2 separate regions of the Mus musculus genome follow, and region 1 is linked to region 2. The links are chromatin loops, found by intact Hi-C in ENCODE. Cell type or tissue: left cerebral cortex. All regions are shown on one strand. Each heading gives the region's core, and the rest is flanking DNA. Links, peaks and the distances in the headings are about the cores only. Region 1 has its middle 320 kb from the start of Gm25387. Region 2 holds the start of Mir6372 (microRNA 6372).

Region 1 (12,948 bases), core at 1,604-9,603, 800 kb before region 2:
ACATCTGTCTAAAGATAACTGTACCAATAAAAGCTGTTAAGGATAAAATGGTACTGGTAAGAAGAAAGGAGGAAATGGAAATTAGAATTGGGAGAGAGGTCAGAGAAAGTCAATCCTCCCCCTAGAAAATGAAGTTTATGAAATAAAAGACAAACCATGGAACCATGTGCAACAATTCAGAGTACCCAAGGAGTGGAGAAGTGGGGATGTAGAGCCCCACTGTATCCCAGAGAGCCTGAAATACCCATGGTATCTTTGGGGGTCTCCATTTACACACTTTTACTTCTACATGTCTTAGGCTACATGCCAGTCTTCCATCTGTACTCACATGGGCTATAATCCAAGGCATTGTAATGATATGAATAGAGAAAGTTAAGCAGAAGATACTCTTTTTTTTAATTAGGTATTATCTTCATTTACATTTCCAGTGCTATCCCAAAAGTCCCCCATGCCCTCCCCCCATTCCCCTACCCACACACTTCCCAATTCTTGGCCCTGGCATTCTCCTGTACTGTGGCATATAAAGTTTGCAAGACCAATGGGCCTCTCTTTCCATTAATGGCAGACTAGGCCATCTTCTGATACATATGCAGCTAGAGACACGAGCTCCGAAGTGTACTGGTTACTTCATATTGTTGTTCTACCTATAGGGTTGCAGATCCCTTTACCTCCTTGTGTATTTTCTCTAGCTCCTACATTGGGGGCCCTGTGATCCATCCAATAGCTGGCTGTGAGCATCCACTTCTGTGTTTGCTAGGCCCTGGCATAGCCTCAGAAGAGACAGCTATATCAGGGTCCTTTCAGCAAAATCTTGCTAGTGTATGCAATGGTGTCAGTGCTTGGAGGCTGATTATGGGATGGATCCCAGGTATGGCAGTCTCTAGATGGTCCATCCTTTCATCTCAACTCCAAACTTTGTCTCTGTAACTCCTTCCATGGGTGTTTTCTGAATGAAAGACTTTGACTTGTTCTTCCAGAATTTTCCTTTGCAATGTGATTTTTAAACATAAACTTTCAGCTACTTGAAAACTCTACTATGAACAAGTGAAAATTTAGCCTTGCTTTGTTGAAATATCTCCATCCTGGGTTCACTCAAGATCAGAAATAACCTTTCCTGCTTGAATATGAAATATCCAGGAAAAATGTCCTATGTGTTCCTGATTTACTTTGCTTTGTGTGTAGCTCTTTGCATGTTGAAATGTTAAACTCAAAACATGGAAAGCAGTCTATGAAAAGCAGGACATTTTATATTTAAAATTCAAAATATTTGAAAATCGATAAACTAAATAACAGATCTATATCTATAGCCTCTGTATATTAGGAAATTAATAGAAAGTGTTAAACTAATCCCACCTATTACATAATGTAAGTACCTAGCAACTAGAGCAAAGTCAGTTTCACATCACCCTTAATTGGTAGTGATAGAAATGATCCTCAACTCTTGCAATACAATAGAACTACACTTATTTTAAAATGTGACCAGGGCCCTGCCTTTATCATCTGGGTCAGATCTACTGATTGTGCTTGGTCCAGAACTTGTACACACCAAGATGGAAAGGGTATCCATGGAGTTAAGCTACTCCAAACTCCTCTCGAACTCTAAATGTTGAGGTGGGACAGTCCTGTGGAGACACCTCCAGTTTCCTACAGAAATTTTATTCTTTCCTTCATCAGCACTTTTGTCAGTGAGGTATAAATTTGACTTCATTTTGAGAGCTTTCTCAGATTATATGGAAGATGGGAAAGAAAGCTAAAACCAACCTTCAGTTTTGGAAGGATTACACTATCAAATGCCAGTTGTGGAAAGTCTTCCAGGGGCTTCTGGGACCTGTGAAGACTTTGTCCCTTTTACCAACTCAGCTTTACCAAAGCAACATTTACCTCTGGCTACCTCAGGAAAAAGGATCTGGTCAAAGAGACAAATGTGTCAATTACTAGGAATAAATTTTTATGAGAAAAGTATGATATAAAATGAAGATATTATGGTAGTTCCTCTGGGAACTGCTACAGCTCTTACTTCCTGTTATGCTACAATATTCCTATCTTGCTGTTATTGACCTTTGTGAGACCAAAAGTGACAGGTGTAAAATGATGTTTGTCAATGTCATGCTTGTATTTTAAAGTCGTCGAGGATCCCAGAAAAAGCAAATGTTACAGTATTCCTGTACACCAAGTCACCCCCACAAACCCCCCCCCCCAGCATCAGGCCACCTGTGTACACTCAGCACTTTCAGTTAGGAAATAAAGTTCCAGGTGACTTGAACTTGTCAGTTAATAAAATGTCCCCCAGAGCATTAGGTTGTGACCATCTTTCCTAAAGACAGTTTCTTGACTATTGCCTCCATTGCTATCCTGAATTAAGAGAACAAAATGTATTTACCCTCCAAACTCTTTCACAGTTACCATGTGCCAAGTAGAGAAGGCACTGAGTGTCTGTCACTGAAAGTCACTGGGGATCTTGGGTTTGAAGTCAGAGCTGCTGCTTTTTATGGCCACAGTGAAGGAAATTAGGAGGCATATAGATTTTTCAATTCAAAAATTTTGTAATGTTTAGAATTATGGAATTGCACTGAAAAGTCTACAAGGCAGTTATGATAGACATGGTAAGGATTGAGGCTAGGACCCTACTCATGGCAGGCCAACATTCTGGCACAACAGTAGAGTAGTTTCTAAGTTGAACTGTGTGACTTAACTTGAATACTCTCAAGTACAGGAGCAAAAGTATCTTTAAAAATTCTGGTCACAGGTTGGAGAATTTGAGATTTCTCTGCCATTTATTAAAATATAACATAAAGTTATGAGAGCTAAGGTACTACCACTCTCTCTCAATCATACTGCCATGAAATGAAATAGAATGAGTCCAGAAAAGCTTATGTTTCCAAAAGAAGCAGATGGAAAATATAATCTATTACTGTGCTTAAACTGTTTATCTGCTTCTGACTCTTGTTCAGGGTCCGGGTAAAATATGTTTGCATTCTGTATAGCAACTTGGTGGTTGGCAGTTTTCCTTAACTATCTTCCTTTAGCTTTTTAATTGATCATCGTTTGGTTTCCAAGTCAAATTAGTACCTGCATATGTCATGGTTATTTAAGCATAATGATTAATAACAGTGTTCTCTTTAATGTTACTTGGCATTGATGAAAACTTCTAGACTATGGTTGACTAATGGAATCCTTCTGATTTAACTACTGAGTGGGACATTAACTGTTGCTAAGTATACAAAAAGCCCCTTGTATAAAAATTAAAATTTAGTTCATTGGTAAATATGTTATATTCTAAAATTTGTGTGGAATTATAAAAGTAGCAACATCACAGATACCTGACAGTGAATGAACAAACAAAATACATATTAGGCCTCATGAAGGAATAAAATCCTGACAACATCAGTGAGCAAGCAGGACACTATGCTAAATGAAATAATCCATGCAGGATAGAACAAGTACTTAGTGATTCCATTTAAGTGAAGTGTCTAGTAGAGATAACAAAAAAAAAGAATCGATGGCTTTCATAAGAACAGACTGTTAGTTTACAGAAGCTAACAAAAAGAAAGAATGGCTAGAGGACTCCTTCTATGAGTGTGTGTGTGTGTGTGTGTGTGTGTGTGTGTGTGTGCGTGAACATGTTTGTGGGAAAGATGGTTCGCATGCAAGTATGTGGACATTCATGAGGATAACACCTTAGAAGGTATCTGCTTTCTTTATTTAAGGCAGGGTCCCTTGCTGGAACCTATGGCTCATGGATTAGGCTAAGCTGTCTGGCCAGCAAGACCCAGGGATTCACTGATCTCTGCGTAATGAAAAGTGTTCACCATCACACCTGGCTTTTATTTTATTTTATTTTATTTTATTTTATTTTATTTTTTATTAATTTATTTTAATTAGATATTTTCTTCATTTACATTTCAAATGCTATCCCAAAAGTCCCCCATGCCCTCCCTCCCCCACTCTCCTACCCAACCACTCCCACTTCTTGGCCCTGGCTTTCCCCCGTACTGAAGTATAAAGTTTGCAAGACCAAGGGGCCTCTCTTCCCAATGATGGCCAACTAGGCCATCTTCTGCTATATATGCAGCTAGAGACATGAGCTCTAGGGGTACTGGTTAGTTCATATTGTTGTTCCACCTATAGGGTTGCAGACTCCTTTAGCTTCTCTAGTTCCTCCATTGGGGGCCTTGTGATCCATCCAATAGCTGACTGTGAGCCTCCACTTATGTGTTTGCCAGGGCCCTGCATAGCCTCACAAGAGACAGCTATATCAGGGTCCTTTCAGCAAAATCTTGCTGGTGTATGCAATGGTGTCAACGTTTGGAGGCTGATTATGGGATGGATCCCCGGGTATAGCAGTCTCTAGATGGTCCATCCTTTCATCTCAACTCCAAACTTTGTCTCTGTAACTCCTTCCATGAGTGTTTTGTTCCCAATTCTAAGAAGGGGCAAAGTGTCCACACTTTGGTCTTCATTCTTCTTGAATTTCATCACACCTGGCTTTTTACGTGGGTGCAGAAAATTGAACTTATGCCCTCCCACTTCCATGACAAACACTTTACTGACTGACTCATCTCCCAAGCCTTGGTTCTTTTTTAAAAGAAATCTCATTATCTTACACAAACTGACCCTAGATTAACTCATGGGCAAAAGTAATTCTCCTGCCTCATACTCAGGCAACAGTTGCATGTCTCCTTTACATGCCTTAATGGATTTTTGCTGGGGACAGAGTGATAGCTCAGTGGGTACTTAATAAGGTACAAACATAAGGACCAAACACCGGATCCCCAGAATTCATATAAAGTCAGAGACAATGAAGTGAAGTGTAAGTAACCCCAGCAATCCTTCAGTGAATTGGGAGTTGAGGACAGGAGGATTCGGGGAAGCTCTCAGGCCATCTAGCCTGAAGTACACAGGAATGAAGAAGAGACTCTGTGTGAAAGGAGCTGTGTAACTAAGACAAGCACTGAGGTTGTCCTCTGACCTCCATATGTGTGCTATGGCAGATACACACTCACACACATGAATATATATGTATCCACACATATACAAACATACAAAGGATCGAAATGAAGATGGCTTACTGTTGTGTAATGGGTAGAGTTTCAGATTGGAAAGAGGATTCCGAAAATATCTTAGTGATGACTGCATGATATTAATGTGCTTGATATTGTTAAAATTGAAGGTCTTTAAATGATGATCCAGTACTTTTTACAGCATTAATATTTTGTCACAGTTATTTTTAAAAAATAAACTATTTAAAGTCTCAGACATTTTTGTCTTCCTCACTTTGTAATGGTTCTGCAAATATCAGACATAGATGGATAATACTGAAAAGGCAACCTTTTACTTGTTAGCCATTCAGCCAGTAATGATTCATAGACATTTTAAAAATCTTTAGCACCCCATAAGAAACAATAGATAGAATAACATCTACAGATGCAACCAATGTTAAATTTGATGCTGGCAAATGGCAGTCCTGCAGTAACTAGTATCTTCCCCTAAGACCCCTGTGCACATCTTAGGATAGAAGTGCCATGGTCCTCATCCTTAACACCACATAGAAACCTGTGCATGATTTTAGACCATGTTAACTTCATAGCTTATATAACACACATTTCAAAAGCAAATATGCAAGAAGCTCCAGATATGGAGTTCCAACAATCTGGTTTCCCTGATGTAGAAATACTGACCACTCATAAAGAAGGAAGCATAAAAATAGTTTATGATAGCACTTCTGCCCATGAAAAATACCCCACATACATATATCATTCCACTGTGATTAATTTTATACCCCCTTGCCCAAGTGAGAATTAAAAAACTATATTCTGTGTGGGTTCTGATATCATTGGATGCTTAGCCTGGATGCTATGTCCTTACAATCCAAAACTGCACCGTTTAGTGGAGACAAATGCTGGTATCCCCCAAAGATATCTGGCTTTGGAAGGAAGCATCTTTAGATGTTTCAGATAACCTGCATTAAGGATTTAGCAGGAGCCTTCTGTACATGCACTTCTGCTCTTGAACAGCAGAGAGCACTCCCGTTCCACCAGACACAAGCTGATCCAGTCCTTCAGCTGGTTGACAATTTCTGGTTTTGTTGTTAAAAACTTGGACCCTCCAAACAAATAGCTCCTCTCTGATCCTGAAGCAGTTTCCACTAGGAATCTCTTCTGATCCCCTGGGAATGATCAGCACATTCCTGAGTAGTTCGTGGAGAGAGATGCACCTCACATCATCCAGCCTCATATGTACCCCACTCTCCAGATACCTCATATCCCAGAGCAGACCATGAAGTACTAGCAAATATCACCTATAATCTGTAACTCCAATACAATGTCCATTTAGGAGTATAGCTACAGACAGCACTGAACCCAGGTGCCTGGATGTGCAAGTCTGCTTCCCTCTCCCACCCCCATTCACATACTCTAGTACCAGAGAAGTCCCAGAGGTGCAAGGAAGGATAACAGAGCTCCTGCCCCCTAGGGACACTGCTTACAACAGTGTGATACTACCAGATACCTCATATTCTGGCAATGCAGTTATCTTACTCCCTAGTATACATGGTATGCAGAAATTTCTAAGCTAACCCACATAGTACAAACAAGAAGTTATCCTGCCTTCCCATGTGCTGCTGAAAAGAAAAAAAGCCAAACAATCTATAAACATAATGAACGAAAAATTCCTTAAGATTGCTGTTCTTGTCTCCCTGACCCCATTATTCAGTCAGCTCCTCAAATCGCTCTAATTTAATTAAGGAAAAAGCCCAGATCAAGTGTTTTTTTGTCAGTGTCCTCATTGCATTTATATTTCTTAGGAGTGCAGGGAGTTCTCTAGAGGGTCACAGAAGATTGTCTTTCCTCTCACTCTCCTACTCCCCCTGCCCTATCCACACTCCACTCTGTCATCCAATCTTCTTCAGTCAACTGGATACATACCCCTTTCCAATCAGGCAAACATCCCAAATAATAACAAAGCAACCATTCACGTTTGCATCCATGTCACCAATAAATCATTAAAGATGAATTGCTTTTGTGGACTTGGCAAAAACTTGAAATCTCCAATAGAGGCATCACAATGCCCTTCATTGGGGGTCGGGGTCCACCAACTTCAGGAGCAGGGGTGGGGTGGGTCGGATTTAGCTCAGTCTAAGCGATGTGGGAATGAAATGGACTGTGAGTTCAGTCTAGGTGGTCTGGTATTAACTAGCTTCAAGATGGAAGTGGGGGCGGCAGATAAGGGTGGGATGGACTTTGAATTCAGTCTAGGTGGTATGATTTTTGTCCTTTGTGTCTCAGCAGTAAGTGCTAGCTCTCCTACACACTGTAGGATAATGAAGATTCAGGTTCTAATCCTGGATCTAGTAACATTTTTCAACCTATTTTATCTGGAGCACTTCACTTCCCAGTATTTTCTATTTCTCAGATTTAAAAATAAGAAAGACAATATAGGTTGTTAAAGGGCATCATATTTCTTCATACCTCAATAATGCTTTTTTTCTGATTGGAACAATGATTAAATGCTATAGAATTTTGTAAAACTTCAAATCGACAAACATTACTTTCAGCAGAGGAGTCTGCATGTTTTATGGCCCATGGGAAGTTTAAATCCTACATTGTACTCTCTCCTCATTTCAGGACCAGGAAAGAAGAAGGGGCTAGAGGCAGGAGCTAGGAAGGAGGGGGTTGTGTTTAGTTTTAAACCATGACCCTCTTTCCTTTATAATCCAAAAAAATATCCATGAATGACAGTGAAAAAGAAAATGTTCTGGGGTCTCCAAAAATGAACAAATAGGACAAAGTACACTAACTTAGGAGACACTGACTTAACAAGACTTGTGGGGCAGGCTTCCGTGTGGTGCTCTCTGCATCGCTAAATCAAACTGTGCATCGAGATGGCTTTTGAAATAGTGTATTGATTACTTACAGCCAAATTGTGGTCTTTCAAACAGCATGCTCCTTGATCATCCCAGAACCAGCAGTTGCAGATTCCATAATTGGGAGCTACATAGTCGGTAGGAATTGGAATTCAGAATCAGACTCTTTGGTTTGATGCTGAATAATGATAGATATATGTGCAGCCTGCTTGCTTGCTGGGAAAAAAATAGTATATTTCAATTTTGCACATCCTTGCCAGAGGAAAAAGCATGTTACATTTCCTTTGAGGATATTTCTACCTGCCATACTAGTTTAGGCTAGTTTAGAAGACCTACTGCTAGAAACGTCATTCTGGTAGTGTCGTCTTTCTGGGGGTGGCAACTGAAGATGAAAGAAACAGTAGTAAATGTATCTCTTTGTTCCAGCCAAAATCATGTGTTTAATTATGTACATAAAGCACTGTTACTCTGATACTCAATTCAAGAATTCTAGAAAATGCTGATAGAGAAGATAGAATACCCTGCTTTCTGTGATGGATCTTGACGGACTTCCAGACCATATTTCCTCCTTATAAAACAGATATAAAATGATTTATGATGATTTTAATCCACCTGTATTATTTGGGAAATATTGCTAACAACACACCTGTATTTCTTTCAGACTCATCTTAGAAAAGCAATCTTGAGGTTAATCATTAGTTTTCATCAAATATTTTAGCATATTCAAAAGATAAATTTCCTAATAGTTAATAGCTCCCTCTATATGATAAACTTCCAGGTTTTGCAGATTCTCAAATTCAAGGGTTTTTAATTAAATGTTTCACTCATGCATCATTAAATATCAGTTTGCAAAAGAATACCAAATCCCTCAGAGAACATCATGAGAGGCTAGCTGTATAGCACTATAGAACTTGTACGAACAATTTTCACAATTTAAGACACCAGCTGATGGTACAGTGGGCTGAGAGACCTTTATAGGAAAAGAATCACACTCTTCAGAAAGGAATGGAACAGAAAATGTGTGCTGCTCATAATGTGTATCATAGCCGTAGACTAATACACAGTGGGCGTATGTGTGTACAATGCTGAAAAGGATAATTTCCACAGGTACAGGGTCTAGCCACTGTCCCTTGGGATGTTACACCCTGTAGTATCTTTTGAAAGAATTCGAGATCAGTATAATTCCTCTCTTCTCTCAAGTTCTGTAATAGAGCAAGAAATTTGGAGTTCCAAATGACTTTCTGATTATTTCATATGTTTTAGTTTCTGCTTTACAGTGGTTACATATTCTTTGAGAGCACAGAGGCACAGACACTATTTTCTTATGAACTTCATTGTTTTTAAAGATTGACAGATATAGGACAAGATCTCCAAAGCCAGTTTCTATTTCCTTATAACAATTTCTCTCTAGGGATTTCTTTTGCCCAAAATAACCTTGTGAGATCACAGTGACTTTATGATGTTGGTAATAAAGAAATTATAACAAGTTGTTGACAAAACAGAGTTTTTAAACTGCAATTATTTCTCTTTTAGCACACACAGGTAGATGAGCCCAAGGACACATTATATTCTCCCAACCATAAGAAGGACATAAAAAGGCATTATCTTCTCCAATAAAATTCTGCAAGGAGAAATATTATGAATTCAAAACTCTTAGTTTTGTTAACATTTGTAACATTTTTCTGTTATTGAAAATAGGTTTTTCCCCCTACAATATATTCTTACTATGGTTTCTTCTTCCTGAACTCCTCCTAGTCCCTCCTTTTTCCCCTCCCACTGGGATCTATACCCTTTCTGTCTGTCTCTCATTAGAAAACAAACAGGCATCTAGATCATGAAATAAAAGAAAATAGAATAGAATAAAATAAGATAAAGCAAAAACAAATTGGAATAGAACAAAACTAGAAGAAAAGCAAAAAAAAAAAAGCACAAGGAACACACAAACATACATTCACACACAAAGAAATCTCGTAAAACACAAAACTGGAAGCCATAATGCATATGCAAATGTCTTTAAGGTCAAAAAAAAAAGCCATGATGCAATATTATAAGACAAAGAACCTCCAAAGATGCCACCGAGTCTGTTTTCTGTTGGCCATCTACTGCTGGGCATAGAACCTACCCTTAGGAGTGGTTTGTTTCTCTAGTGAGACTCCCTTGCACATAACTAATTTTTCATTTACAAGTGGTTATCACTTGGAGGCAGCTTCTGGGTTAAGGATGGGGGCTTCTGTCCACTTCTCTCAGCTCCAGAGCCTCATCTAGCGCAGACCCAGGCAGGCTCTGTGAACGCTGCCTAACTCTCTGTGAGTTCATATTGTGCTGTTTGTGATGTGTTTAGAAGGCCTTGTTTTCTTGGCATCCTCCCCTCCCCTGGCAGGCCCCCTGGCTGTTCTTTCCATGGTTTCTGCCTCCTCTCCAAGGAGTTCTCTGAGCCCTGTTTTGTTATCATTGTTAACAGACAGTAGCAGCTCCAGAGAGGAATTCTAGGATAGAGTATCATCTCAAAAGCAAATTAATAAACTTATGTCAAAACACACAAGTAATTTTTAAAATGAACAGAAATGTACAAGATCTCACATGTTGTATCAAACAATGACTATAAAACTATGATGGTCCATTTGAGGAAGTACATACCATTTACTTACAGTTTTATCTTGTTCGATTTGCTATATCTGTTCTATTGTTTTAAAGAACATGATACAATATTCACGAGACAGGTAGACTTTCCATTTTGCAACTAACAATTCTTTGTCTCAAATAATTTTAAAATCGTAAAGATACCTGAAAAATGACAAAGATTTTTTTTGCATACATTAGACAGCCAATGTGTCAATAGGTCAACTTCTCAAATTCAGGAAACAAGATTTTTGCTTCATATAAAAGAGATTTTATGGCCTTACTACACATTATGAGTAAAACAATTTGTTATATTCGTAAACTACTTGAAATTGTGCTTTGGATCTGGGCAAGGCTCAGTGGATTGAGGAGATGGCTTTCAGAACATTGGAGGATCTGAGATTGATCCCTGGGATTTACATGATAGAAAGAAACAACACATGCCTGCAAATAACCCTGACTTCCATACACACACAGTGGCATCTGCACCCACACATACTAAAAATAAATACATGTAAAACTGTAATAAATGTAAACATGTAAAAAGATGCAATTGTTTTTTTATTGTAAATTTTTGAAAAACTATATATAAGTTGAAAAACTCTATTTAAGGAATGGGTAGCACTTACTTATGCTTCAAAAACAAAAGAAAAACAGAATTTATAAAGCATATTTAGATAAAAGAAGATAAAAGACAGAGTATTAATAGGGGGGCAAAATACTCTCCCTTTATTGAACATGAATCAAAAGGCATGTTAAAATTTACTTTTGAAATAACAGCTATCTTGAAGAATGCAAGAGGTGCAGACCGAGCAGCCCCTCATGTTACTGTTAACAAGGGAAGTCCCAGCCTCCACCTGGAGAGTAATTAGCTTGTGAATGGCAGGTCCTAATGGAAGCAAAATTTACATTAAAGGTCTATGGTCCTTTGCTTATTCTAGCTGGAACAAAAAGTGAATTTCACAATATACATTTAAATGTTTATTCAATCTATGTTTTACTATGCATCCCTACTCTTTCCCCAGAAAACAAAAGTGAATTAATAAAATAGAACACTAAACTTCCTGAATGAACGAAAAGTCCCTACCTTTTTTTCGATGCATCAAAGTCAAGACAATGTCTGCAAACTCTGTTACTCACCAGAGGTGCTTTAAGTGGTGCACCTGGGTCTACTGCCATGATGCAAACGAAGAGCATTCAAGGGAAGTCACATGTTGTTCTGAGAAGTGATGGGAGTAACTACAATAATTCTATCAATCAAAAGTGTCAAAATCGAATTAAAGGCTCTTTGGATTCCCCGCCCAACTATCAAGGATGAGTCACAGGTGAGGAATTATTGATAGATGCAGATGGCCTAAGGTCAGGAAGGTGAGAGATGCGTGATAATAATGTGGTACTCAGAAAGCAATAATGGATTCAAGATTCGAAACAAAACTCCCCTTCCAGCTACTGCTTTCCTGTCAGGGAAATAAAATACTTGTGCAAGATTTAAAGCATTGTATGTCTAACCCCCTTGACCCCTTTTACATTACTTATTAATAATAATAACTACGATAATAATTCCCGGCACTGCAATGGGGGTTAATTAGCTAATATTTAGAAAGTGTTCTGAAAATGGAAAGTGCTATTTAAACGGTATTTTCGTTTCTTCCACTTTCATTTCCTCCTTTATCACAAATCAATTTATTCCTCCTTGCATCTGGCTCATTTCTTCACTGCTGCCTCTCTCTGTTCTCGCCGTTGCCTATATTGACCCCTGTTACTCTGATCCTGAAACCCCCGCACTCCATCCTCTCTCTCCAGCACTGTTCTCACCACTTTCAGTTTTCCTTTTTTCTCTCTTGTCATCTGCTCCCCATTCTTTCACTATATAGCTATGGGTTTGTATTTTCCATCTTTCTCATGTTTAAATGCCAGTGAAATAACTAACTCTGAAATAGCCTTTAATTCATTTTTTTGCTTCCAGTCATTTAGACCAGGAAGCAGGTTAGGAAACTGTCTGCAGTTCATTCCCACTAGAGGGCAAATGTCTTGAAGCCACAAACTGTGGCTATGAATAGCTGTCTTTCTATGCTCTGACTTGTTAGAACAAGATAGTTCTTGATTGAGTCTCCTTTTAGTTATAGAGAATTCTGATGCCCTAGGAGCTTTCAAAAGGTCCTGATGAGACTGCAAATTTTCAAAAGCTTATCATTGCACATAATTATTGTGTTGAGTGTTAATTAGTCCCAAATACACCCAATAATTTCACTGTTTCTGACATGTTAAGTCCCATTAGGCAACATTAAAATGGTCACTTACCAACTTATCTCCTTTCCAAAAGTATTGGTATAAGGTCTGAAGATGCTCAGTGGGTAAGTGGTTGTCTATCAACCAGTTGTTAACTGGTTTCATGACTTCCTTGGGTATTTCTGCCTCTGTGCAGCTTCATTCATCTTTTCTTATGTCTTATCTTCATTCATCTTATC
Region 2 (12,948 bases), core at 2,148-10,147:
CATTCCAAGGTCATTGTAATCCTGGTGATTTGGGAATCATCAGTAATCATTCTGTAATCTCAGCAGTTGGCAATTAATATATTAGTAATGCTGGTGAAATCACTAGAGAAAGTTAAAGTTTATCCACTCAGCCACACAATTAATTGAGAGGTATGTACAGTGTTTTAGGTGGAACCTCACTGGAACTGAGTCGGTTGGCTGGCAGGTATTAATGCAAACAAAGATATACCCAAACCAAAGAATTGTTAGGTTTCCATAAAAAAGCTCTAGGAGACACTGGATCACTACTGAGCTTGAAATTCATAGCCCTCCTTTGGGGGCCTAGAGAACTGAGTTCCTTCTGAAGCCATGTATATATCTCTTTACCCATGACATGATTGAGTGTGTGCAGTTTGCAAGTTTCTCTAACTTGAAGAGAATTAGTAGACTTTTATATCTTTAAAACCAAGACTAAGTAGTATGATCAAAAGCCAAGGAATGGTGTTCCAGATCATGGACGGTGCTCCAGATCACGGATGGTGCTCCAGATCATGGACGGTGCTCCAGATCATGGACGGTGCTCCAGATCATGGATGGTGCTCCAGATCATGGATGGTGCTTCAGATTATGGAAGGCTGCTATGTTTTTCAAGCACAGCCCATGGGCTGGCTGAAGGGTTAAGGGTGCAAGCCAGAATGAAGCAGAGCAAGGAAGAAGAGGATTTTCAGAACCCTGTAGTAGATCATTTTAAACAAGAATCCCTAAGGAGGATGTTATCAAAAGGTATTATAGCTGGAAACAAACCTCAGTCACAGAACCAAGTTTTAAAGAAAACACAGTCTTAGTTAAAACAGAATAAAAATAGCATTAACTACACTAAAAACTCCAAAGCAAATAAAACCTGTGAGAACACCTGCCTTGAAAAGCAGCCACATTTGTTAGTATTAAAAGTCTTCACTAACAGGTGATTCTCTCGAGTCATCTTCTTTAGCCGTTCAGGGAAACATGACCACACCACAGGGTCTGCCCAATTCACCAAGCTCTCTAGTAAACAGATTATTTTTTTATTACGAAGTGTTAGAACTCAAGCCGACTTGAAGTTCAATGTCCTTAGTGCTTACTTTACATTTATTTCATTTTCTTAAATCCTGCCGAAATATGTATGTGTGGGAGTACAGCCTTTCCACAAATTATCTTGATATTTGGGGGCCTTATTTTCTTTGGGAATCTGGTGTCTCTCATCTTTGCAAAGTTAGAGGATACATTCTAAGCAGACACCTCATTGAAATATCTGCTTGCCGCCCACCAGAGACAAGAGCAATGCTTACTCTTCTTCTCTGCCGTCTCAATGACCGAACTGGATCAGGAGTCCATAAAGCATTCTCAGACCTGTGGTATGCAAAGATAAAGAGGCTGCTGAAACTTTGTTGGTGAAAGCATATTAAGTATATGTATTTTGTTAGGAAAGGAGAAACAAAAGCAAGGCATTTGGCAATCTGCAGACAGAATTGAAAATATGAAGTTAGCCTAATTAAAAATACATTTTTTTAACTAAGCGCTGGTTTTGTGGTAAGCTCGAAGGAAGGCCGTGAAAAATTACATGGAGCTACCTGCAAAAGCAGTTACTTCCCAGTCTTCAGACCTGCCCAACCCACTAAAAGCAGCAGTGCAAAGACTGTGGCCTGAGAACAAGACAGGGTTCAGAGGAGCAGCAGCTGCAATCACCACCGGCTCTCACCTGCTCCTCAGAGATGAGCACGCAGCGCCAGTGAGGTAGCACAGCCTCTGGTGGAGGGGATACGGTCAGCTCAGGGGTTAATAACTGAGCTGGGAGACCAAGGCCCCAGCTTTTCTCGGGCTTGTGCTCCACTCCTACTAGGATACAAGCTTAGAACCAAGAAGAAGGTGAATCAGAAAGATGGTGAATTTGGAAGTGACAGGGAAGTGCATCATGAGGGCTTTGTTCTTACTCCTGAATGCTCATAGAGGCAACAAACTCAACCTTGGGAGAACCCAGCTCTCTCAAGGGAATAATGTCTCTTCCGTTCACGATTCATAGACAGAGGTGAAGCCAGCATGGTGCAAAGATTGGGTAGAAGGAAAGAAAAAGGCAGAAACTGTTAATACAGCAACCCAGAGAAACTGTAGGATTGTACTACACAAGCATTTTTTTTAACTTCATTTATTTATTTATTTTGGTTTTTCTTTTTTTTTTTAAATATTTTTTATTACATATTTTCCTCAATTACATTTCCAATGCTATACCAAAAGTCCCCCATACCCACCCACCCCCACTCCCCTACCCACCCACTCCCCCTTTTTGCCCCTGGCGTTCCCCTGTACTGGGGCATATAAAGTTTGCGTGTCCATTGGGCCTCTCTTTCCAGTGATGGCCGACTAGGCCATCTTTTGATACATATGCAGCTAGAGTCAAGAGCTCCGGGGTACTGGTTAGTTCATAATGTTGTTCCACCTATAGGGTTGCAGATCCCTTTAGCTCCTTGGGTACTTTCTCTAGCTCCTCCATTGGGAGCCCTGTGATCCATCCAATAGCTGACTGTGAGCATCCACTTCTGTGTTTGCTAGGCCCCGGCATAGTCTCACAAGAGACAGCTACATCTGGGTCCTTTTGATAAAATCTTGCTAGTGTATGCAATGGTGTCAGCGTTTGGAAGCTGATTATGGGGTGGATCCCTGGATATGGCAGTCTCTAGATGGTCCATCCTTTCGTCTCAGCTCCAAACTTTGTCTCTGTAACTCCTTCCATGGGTGTTTTGTTCCCAAATCTAAGGAGGGGCATAGTGTCCACACTTCAGTCTTCATTCTTCTTGAGTTTCATGTGTTTAGCAAATTGTATCTTATATCTTGGGTATCCTAGGTTTTGGGCTAATATCCTCTTATCAGTGAGTACATATTGTGTGAGTTCCTTTGTGAATGTGTTACCTCACTCAGGGTGATGCCCTCCAGGTCCATCCATTTGGCTAGGAATTTCATAAATTCATTCTTTTTAATAGCTGAGTAGTACTCCATTGTGTAAATGTACCACATTTTCTGTATCCATTCCTCTGTTGAGGGGCATCTGGGTTCTTTCCAGCTTCTGGCTATTATAAATAAGGCTGCTACAACATTCTAAATGCATGCAATTTGAGAGCAACTTTATGCCCAAACGAAACTATGGATTCAGGATTTATTTATTTCCAGCAAGGCACCAAAGTGACTTTAGCTTATGTAGAATTAGCATGTCAAAGTTACTACATGAAGCCCTTGCTGTGTTGTCAAGATTTGGTGAAGTTTTAACTAGGAATATAGTTCTACAATCTGTTTGTCATGGAGTCTCCCTTTCTAAATAAAAGTGTCTAAATATAGCTGTGGGAAAACGGAGCACTGAAAATCATTCTGAGTATGGACAATGACGTTCTACTATCTATTGGCTTGGTCCTTCTTTATACCAGCACATTTCTTTAATGAGTTCTTGTGGGCATTATGTAAAATTTAATGTAATTGATTAAATTATAGTAACTCCTTGGCTTAGAAAGCAAAAGCAGCAAATATTAAGCTTCTTTACCATCTCATACTTTATTGAAAATGTAGCTTATATAAAAGAGCCTCATTGATCCTAAGACTATCACACAGTCTAGAGTACAGGGAACTCAGTGCCTTGAACATACAAGTGAATATTGGAAAAAATTAATTTTTTCAGTTCTTACGATTACTAGAAAATTTTAGTTATTCATAATTTAAGAGTAATGTATATATTTCTATCACTTTATAGAAAGTTACTGCAAATGTTGTGACATAAGACAATGCACATTTATTCAGTTTTGTAGATTAAGACTTTTAACGTCTGTTTCATTGTACTTAAATCAAAGTATCACTGGGGTGGCAGTTGTTCCTGAGGACTGTAGGACTCAGCTTTCCAGAGATCATCCACACTTCGTGTCCTGCTACCTGTCCTCCACCTTCAGAGCCACCAGTATAGCAATACTGCATCTTTCTGAAAAACTCCTCCATGTCCTGCCTCCTTAAGTTCAGCCGGGAAGGACTCACTGTAATTAAAGATTTACAATATTTGATTGGGCACACTTGGATAGGTGAGGATTGTCTCTCAGTTTCATAGTCATTGACCTTAGTTAGAGTTCCAAAGTGCCATTAGCATATTGTAAGTTTGGTATATAAAGCTTCCTGTTGATGAATTATAAGGATATGGACACCTCTTGGGATCATTATTCTAGCTAATCTTGTTTGTCTCCTAATGATTCTGTTTTGGGTATCTGCAGAAGCAGAGAGTGAAACAAGAATTCCAGGGCTCAAAGTTTCACTGTAACACAGACAATACTGCCAAATGAGGAACTTAGAGAGAAGTCGTATTAGCAAATGGAATACCAAGCTTCATCCTATTGGGGAACCAGAGGGAGGGCAGAGTACTGAGAGCTTAACAAAAGTGTGAAGAGCAGAACGTGACATTTGTCCTTCATATTCTTCATGTCACTGGCCCTGCATGTGGGCCTACTGTGTTCCAACAGGCAGGCTGAACACCTTAAGCAAGCACCATCATGTTCATAGTAAGTAGTTTTCACTTGAAGGAGTGAACCAGAGTTCCTGTCCCGGCTGGGGGTAGGTGGACTGACTTCATCATCTCCAAATTTATCACTGTGTTCCCCTTGCACATAGAGTTCCAGCATTTTTCTGGGTTTTCCCTTTCTAGCTCTGTGGTTCAGGTACTCTTCTGCTTCAGTCCAATGATCTCTCCCCCACTGTCTTTTGTGCTCTATTTGACCTCAAAATATGTTTTCTTTAACACAGACTTAAGTGTCATAGAAAACAGACAATCAAAAGTCTTCCATTGATTCCCCATTAACTGTAAAAGAAAGTCGTCAGCTGAGCCCTCGGGACTTCCATTCTGGCCCCACAGACTGATTTTTGTCAGCTCTTAGTTTCTGCAATGTGATGTGTGTGCACTTTACTCCAGCCCACAGAGCAGAAGCTACACCATTTGCCTGCTGCCTTTGCTTTGTTTCCTGGCCTTCGCCACTGGATCTGAGTCTGGATGCCAGGGACTCTTCACCTGGCTGGCATCAGGCTCGCCCTCATTACTCTTTCATCTGGTGACTTTCTGTGTTCTCGCTCTTGATCATAGAGTCTCCTTTTCAGGGCTAATGATCCAGTCTCTGGCATCCTTGAAGTTGTGGATGAAATCTTTCCTGCCTTTATTTAGGTTTCCATTTGCCTGTCCCAGCTGGAAGCGAGGCATCTTTCTCCTCTCAACTCTTTCACACTCTTCTAGCTTGTAGTACTGTTTGTTCCTAATTTCATAGAACACAAGCTTAATCATCTCAGATAGGTGTCAACATCTTTGAAGGGAACAGAATGTCATTTTTGTCCTTTGCTTCAAATCTTGAATGTGCTCCTTGCAGCTCCTCTAGTTTTGTGTGGCTGTAGTAGTTTTGTGTGTAGTTTTGTGTGGCTGTAGTAGTTTTGTGTGTAGTTTTGTGTGGCTGTAGTAGTTTTGTGTGTAGTTTTGTGTGGCTGTAGTAGTTTTGTGTGTAGTTTTGTGTGGCTGTAGTAGTTTTGTGTGTAGTTTTGTGTGGCTGTATTTGGAAAACACAAGTCATCTGTTTTAGAGAACTGTGACCAAAGCGAACACTGAGAGGGAAAATGAATTTATATTTTAGGGGGGAATTCTACTTCAGGGCATCTTCTTTTCACTCCTTCAATAAAGGGATGGACATAGAAAACCAGCATGCTTAAACCCAAAACTGCCTGGATAGAAGGCTGGAAGTTTCCCCAGTTCTTTTCAAAGAGGTAGTGAGAAATGAAAGACTTCTGCCTTTTCAAAACCAATGAGGTACAATTTTAAAGTATTTGGAATTTTTCATTTAAACATCTTCAATTTCAAAAAAGTAATTTTCAAAGACCCTAGAATAGAACTCACTTTGGAATTCCAAAATACCCAGAGGTTTCCTGATGGCTGGCTTTGGTCTTCTCCATCTGAAACAAATCTACATTTTTATTTGGATCCAGGAGTCAAGATGATAAGGTGGCCTGAGAAACTTGGAAAAGCATCAGGGTGGTGACCTGTGCTGATGCTGCATAGCTTTTCTCCAAGGCATAGGTATGCAGGACACACTGAGTGGTGTGGTGTGGTGTGGTGTAGTGTGGTGTGGTGTGGTGTGGTGTGGTATGTGTGTGTGTGTATGTGTGTGTGTGTGTGTGTGTGTGTGTGTGGTCTATGTTGTATGGTGTGCAATTATGTGTGTGTATGGTCTATGTTGTAGTTGTGTGTGTGTATGTGTTGTATGGTGTGGAATGGTGTGTGTGTGTCTGTGTTGTAGTATGGTGTGTGTGTCTTGTGTGGTTTACAGTGTGGTATAGTATGTGTGTGTGGTCTAGGGTGTGATGTGGTATGTATGTGTCTGTGTGGTGTGTAGTACATGGTGTGGTATGGTTTGTGTATGTGTGGTGTGTGTGTGTGTGTTTGTGTGTGTGTATGTGATGTATGGTAGGATGTGATGTGTATGTGTTTGTGTGTGTGGGGTGTGGTATGTGTGTGCAGTGTATGGTGTGGTGCGATGTGTGTGTGTGTGTGTGTGCTGGAAGTTGTACTTCACAGTAGTGTTGAGCTATTTGTTAGAGCCAACAACAATTTGTTGTTGTATTGTTTTCCAGATAAGAATATATTTTTCTGGAGGTATCATCATTTACTTATTTATGACCTCACTGACATTAGTCAGTTGAGTTAATCATCCACACATGATCACATGATGTTTGCAGTGTACAGTTCTCAGCTCTGGAAGTTTAGAAGGACTTCTGAACCTCACCTGCAAACATTTCAAAATAACTGGCTGTGCTGTGCTGTGCTGTGCTGTGCTGTGCTGTGCTGTGCTGTGCAAGTAATGCCAGATGACTGTAGTGAGCAGGCGCTGCTGTGCTCCCTACTGCCCTCTGTAGGCTGACAGAATATGAACATGGTGGAACTCGGAGCTTATAGATCATACAGAAATCATCTACTCTCCTCTTGCAAGCAATTTAAGAGCTGAGCAAGCAGATCCGACAGTATTAAGAGAAATGAGTCCCATCCAGACAACACGAGTTACAACTGAATTTCAGGTCTTCTGACTACTGGACCATAGTCTTTCCTATTTAAAGTGTGGTCCTTGGACCAGTAGTGCCACTTGAGAGTTTATTAAAAATGCCGAGTCTTGGGCTGCACTCGTGACCTTCTGGATCAGAGTCTGCTGAAACAACTTCCACAGACGAGTTGCAGTCAGATTCTTTTGAGGAAAGCTTTACCCTTGCTTTAACTGCCATGTTTGAGAACATTTCCTGAATCTCCGCATTTAGCACAGTGGCCTAGAACTAGAAATGTAATTGATGTATTTGGAATGCATTTTGGTTAAGATTTGATGTCTTAGACATATCTTTTTTTTTCTTAGACATATCTTTAAGTATTCGTTAAGTACATGGACTTGATTATACATTCTGCATGTGTTTGACATTGTACCATGGGGAAAACGTACTTGAGCACTTATTTGATACTCCCTGCTGTGACTGAAAGAGAACAGAAGCACTCTCAAGGATCTCACTATCTGGTTAAGGAAGAGGGACAATTCAGACTCGTGGGAATACTGTGGGGTAAAAGTCACAACCAGGAAGAACCCTGTGGCATATGGTGTTTGCTGTGGGAACGTGGAGTGAGATCACTGAGTTCAGACTTTGGCATGATCTATGGTGGAACCAAATAAAAGCAAAGTGGACCACCGACTGTACTGAGGAGTGAGAGGAGTGCCTGAGCCAGAGGTCCAGTCAAGAGAGAGCAGCTTAAGCTCACCTCATGTCGTGTCTCAAGGTAAGATGGAGACTACACTTAAGTGTAGTACTATGTGAGCCAGTACGAGGCTGATCTTGTCCTAAGAAGTGACTTGTTCCTTCAGATGTAAAAGAAACTATTTTTCAAACATGAGGAGAGTCCAGGCAGTACTTTGAAGTATTAATTATTGGTATACTCCATATGCATTACAGCCCAGAACATGATGGACCTATTATGTTGCTCTTTGATCCGTCTCATTCTCATCACACATCTGGCCACAGTCTAATGCTGAGACCCACAGTAACAAGCAGTCCCATGGTTCAGTCCAGAGAGAGGCAGCCAATCCTGTTAACCTTCAAAGGAACATCACTCAAGTGAGATGATGAGTCCAAGATGATGACTCTTAGCCACATGTGGCTGCCAAGAGCTCTTGAAATGTGGATTGACAAACAGAATTGTGATCAGTGGAAGAGGACACCAGGTTTTAAAGACATATCAAAAGTGAAATGTTTATGTCAATTACTTAGTGAAATATTACTTTGGCTACATTGGGAGTTAAGTGGTATATTAAAAGTAGATTCACTCTTAGCTCTTTGGTTGCAGCTACTGGAAAATTAAGAATTATACATTTGATCCACATTAGATTACTGTGGGCAGGCTATGTAAACATAAATTTACTTCCAAATAATTACCCTTTTTCCCACCCTGGGAATATCCTCCCAATTCTGTAGGTGGCTCTAGATAACCTAGAAGTGGTTTTGGACTTTAATGATTGTGTAAAATTGGAGTAGTCAAACAACATCTGAAGAATTTCTTTATATGTTATTTAAGTTTTTAAAATTTGATGTTGTACTTAAGCAGCCTTACAGTTGTTTTGATTGCTTGGATGTGTAGGTATGGGATGTGTGTAGCTCTTTCCCTCTGGATTGTGAAACACATGTCCTATAATAGGCATATGTGACATACACTGGGTGGGATGGAATGTTAGGTTCTGTTTTCAGTTTGGTGTCGATGTGATAGCTATAGTTAATAAGAGCATTGTGTGAGTGCTTGTGTTTCAGGAAGAAAGGCTCCCTGGATCTGCCTCAGAGCTTTCGATATTCTGTACAGGGAATCAAATGACATGTTCAAATTAACTGTGGCCAGACACATCCACATGATATGAATATAAATGTTTGAGTCTTGTTCAAACTAGGGTTCTTGGTACCATGAAAAAGTGGCATCTTGTGCAGTAAGTCAAAACCACTGTATCTAACTCTTTTACTGAGACCTTGCAGTACAGGATTTGCATTAAACTTAACTGTGATATTTCTTTGAGAATATGTATCTCAGCCCACTTGAAGGGAACTTCTTCAATGGCCTAAAACTTTCAGACCATAGTTTTCAATGTTTGAAAAATCATCTACTGTTCTAGACTTTTAAAGAACTCTTATTATTTGTTTACTTATGTGGTGTAGATGGTGGTAGTGGTGGCGTGTGCATGTCCTGGTGTGCTGAGGACAACGTGTAGGAATAGACTCCTTCTTGCATGTGGCTCCTTGGGATCAACTGAGATTATTAGACATGGCAAGCAAGTGCATTTACCCAGGGGGCCCCCCTGCTGGACCTAATCCCACAGTTTCACTGGCAGTATCGAGGTGGTTGATTGGGAAGACTTTGAGACTGACTATAAGCTGTTTGTTTTGCTAGTAGTAGACAGTTTTCCTGTTTCATCAGTTAGTAAGCAAAAGCAGTCCAGTGCACAAGAAGCAGCCATGGAGGTCCAGGCCCTCACCTTCATGTTTCTTCACAAATTGATTCTCGATCGATTTGTATCAATTAACTCATGGAACAGCCAACTTGCCAGCTCACCATATATCTGTCTATTGTGCTTCCCCTGCAGACCACACATTAATAGTAGGCCATTTGGGGGCACTTCCAAGTGTTTGCCCTTTCTACTCTTCACTTGGCCTGCGGCCCTTTAACCATCTGCTGGGCTCTGCCTCAGTTCCCTGTGTTATGCCTTTTCTCAGACAATAGTTCTTTGGCTTTCAGGAGTTTTAAGTAATCTATTGTGATCTGTAGTGTTGGGCTTGTCTTACAAATGAAGACTTCTTAATTCATAAAGAGAGGGTAAGTTCCTGCAATCCAAGTACTTTTTAGTTTTGCCTGTTGCCCTCAGTGCTAACTGGATGAACCAAACGGATATCCTACAGCCTATTCCTGCATGTGGAAACCAACTGAAGTGTCAAACACACACACACACACACACACACACACACAATGTTAGCTATGTGTTTTGGGCTGACAAGTCTGTTGCGGAATAAAACAACACTTAACCCTTTGTCAGGCAATCAAATGACCTTTCATGGGTGTTGCCTAAGATCATCAGAAAACACAGATATTTACATAACAATTCATAACATGAACAAAATTACAGTTGTGAAGTAACAACAAAAATAATTGTAGTGTTGGGTTTACACACAAGATGGGGAACTATATTAACAGGGCACATCATTAGGAAGGATGAGGAGCGCTGAGTTTGAAAGAATAGGAGCAAGTTAACTAAAGTTTCAGTATGCTGTGACGGGGCATTGAACTGTCCCATGCAACTTATTCCACTAGAAAACAGATCCATTAGAAGATGCAGTATGTGGCTTTTCTCTCTCTCTCTGGCTTCTGTCACCTTGCCACTTGTTTGTGACATTAAAAAAGTAATAAAATTATTAGTGGTCGTAGAGTAGTCGGAGCACCACTTCCAAGAGCATAACGGGCTTTGTTCCTACGAATGGCAATTTGTTGTGCATTAATTACAATCTAAGTGAACTAAGTTCCGAAGAGTTGTTGCTGTGCAGACAAAGAGAAATCAGTCAGGTAAAACCAAACTTAACTCGTGGCAGCTGGGACTACAGTTCAGGTGTCCAGGTGCTTGGCTGGCATTCACAAACCCTGGTCTCCATCCCCACAGTCACACAAATGGGCTGTGCCGGTGCAGCACTTAATCCCAGCTGTGAGAACCAGAGGCAGAAGGATTAGAAGTTCAAGTTTATCACGGACTCATTAGCAAGTTTGAAGTAATCTTGGGATATATAAGACCCTGTCTCAAAAATTAATTCATTAATCCTTGAAACTTGTAATTATCATGGAATTGAATTTCATAGAGGTTCTAGATATTTTTTTTAAAAACTGAATTCTTGGTACATTTAACAAATTCAATGTATTTCCCATTTATTCTTTGGTAAATTGACCATTTCATGAATAGTTTCATGCTCTGAGTAGAGCTGATGAATCAGATACATCTTTAGAGAGCTTATAGGACCATGTCCTTTAAGCCTATGCCCAGTACCTAGTCTAGCACCTCACACAGCTTTGAGGATGCTGTCTTCTTTTGCAGGAGTGAGGGCTCACCCAAAACTAGACTTTGAAGTCAGTTCTCTACGAAATCATGTCAGTTTTCTGGACTTTTATCTTCTCAGATCAAAGGTAAAGGGACTGAATGCTGAGCTCTTCTTCCATCCATAGAATGCTATGGTGCCAAAGCCAATGCAAGCTGTCTCTAGACATGGACAGAGTGCAGGGGTTAAAGTTACTGAGTCACTCATGCTGAGTAGGATCATCCTCTCCAAGGTGTTCGCTTGGACCTTTCTGCCTGAGCAATGGTCTAGGAATTGGGGAAGGAAGGACTTAAGTATCTGGGTATCTCTGGGTGGCCCTGAGCTTCCACCAGCTCACTGCCAAGAACATCCTGTTATTGATGCCACTGGCACGTGGGCATGTGCTGAGAGTGCCCAAAGCTGGATTGGGTGCAGGCTGAAATGCTCCCAAGTGTGAGTTATCTGCTGATTCCTGCCTGCTTCCATCCATTCCATGCTGAACTTTTTGTTCCTTATCAATATTAATCATTTACTTGCCATCCTCAAATAGACTGCTTTTATCAAAAGGAGGAGGGCATACACTGAGTGCATTACACCCCACAAGCATTTCTGTGCAGAGAAGGCCTTATTCTGTCTGGGGTATTCATATATACTTGTGAATTCAAATTAGAATAATAAATAACTTAAAAAAAAAAAAACCAAAAAGCCCGTGTTGAAAATAGCTACAGCCTAATTTAAAATGCTATAGAAAAAGTCCAATCTTTCTTTCTGGTACTTTATAGCATTAGAGGTTTTCCCAAACAGCACAGTTTCAAGACTACACCGGCTAACTGTTCATGCAGTGAGGCTGCTCCTCTCTAGACTGCCAGCATCTCCCCAAGTCTCCCAACCTTCACAAGTTCTAAGCACAGTAAAAAGCCCGCACTTTCTTTAAATTTCCACCTGTAAAATGCAACACACACCTCAGCACAGGTGCCAGGGGAAGAAGGAAGACAACTCCGTGCTGGAGAAGCCATTGGCAGAGCACTCTGCAGTCTTTTCACTCGGCTCTCAGGGAATGTGGATTTAATGCATGGGCAAAACATTCCATCCCTGGAGGATCCAGAACCCATAACCTTGCCTTGAAAATAGCTCCACATAAATTTTTGCAGCCAAGTGGACACAGAGGGCTCCTGCACAGCACTCGCTCTCTCTAACACACCCATACTCAAGCTAAGGTTTCCTGTGTTCCTCTAAGCTTCCCCTCCCCCCAAAAACATGGGCAGCAAGATAAGCCCAATGTCTTTAGTGTATTTGTATCTTAACTATATTACTATTAGAATACTTTTTAATACATCTACATGCGAGAACATATTCACATAGAAGCATATATACATTGCTTTTATATATACATCTGAAAGGTCACATTTCATAGACTGATAAATTGCAAATTGGTTGATCCACATTGCCAAAGCGTGAGCTTCCTCTACGTAACCATACCCTTGGTTAGTTTAAAATGTTAAATTTACAGGCATTTCATTTTCACTCTACTCTGGGGCTGCATTTATTGTTTAAAGTGAGATGCACCTGGATGAAATGAGTGTTTATATGTTCTGGCTTTCCTTTCTCTTTTCTGCTCCCCAGGCTGTAAACTGTTAATGTCTTACTTTATCTGAAATTATGTACTTAAAGTCATTTAATAAGCTCAGAAGAGGTGAGTTCCCAAAATAACAACTGGGGCATATATTACATCCATTTCCTCAAAAAAGAAAGGAAATTGAATGCCCTACGTAGTAATCCACCACTACCCACAATCCCACTGTTCACCTA

The links. Hi-C counts contacts between places; a loop is a spot of excess contacts. Peaks named below come from ENCODE experiments on the same cell type or tissue, not always from the same donor. Only the 100,000 strongest peaks of a DNase experiment are listed, where the experiment ranks them.
Region 1: it touches region 2 in a loop (2.8-fold over the local background); 1 of 42 quality-filtered maps calls a loop at or near these places.

What each region holds. Positions count from the first base shown.
Region 1 is chr11:26,989,982-27,002,929 of GRCm38, reverse strand. No RefSeq gene overlaps it. Among named protein-coding and RNA genes, the nearest start is that of Gm25387, 320 kb to the left of the region's middle. In left cerebral cortex, for the core only: a CTCF peak has its summit at 6,003 (motif pointing right); DNase peaks (open chromatin) are centred at 5,580, 6,012 and 7,231; H3K27ac peaks cover 892 bases.
Region 2 is chr11:26,195,081-26,208,028 of GRCm38, reverse strand. All of the region lies in intron 1 of 5730522E02Rik (RIKEN cDNA 5730522E02 gene), which reads left to right. Mir6372 (microRNA 6372) reads right to left here and starts at 5,789; the gene lies at 5,681-5,789. In left cerebral cortex, for the core only: a CTCF peak has its summit at 6,936 (motif pointing left); a DNase peak (open chromatin) is centred at 6,919.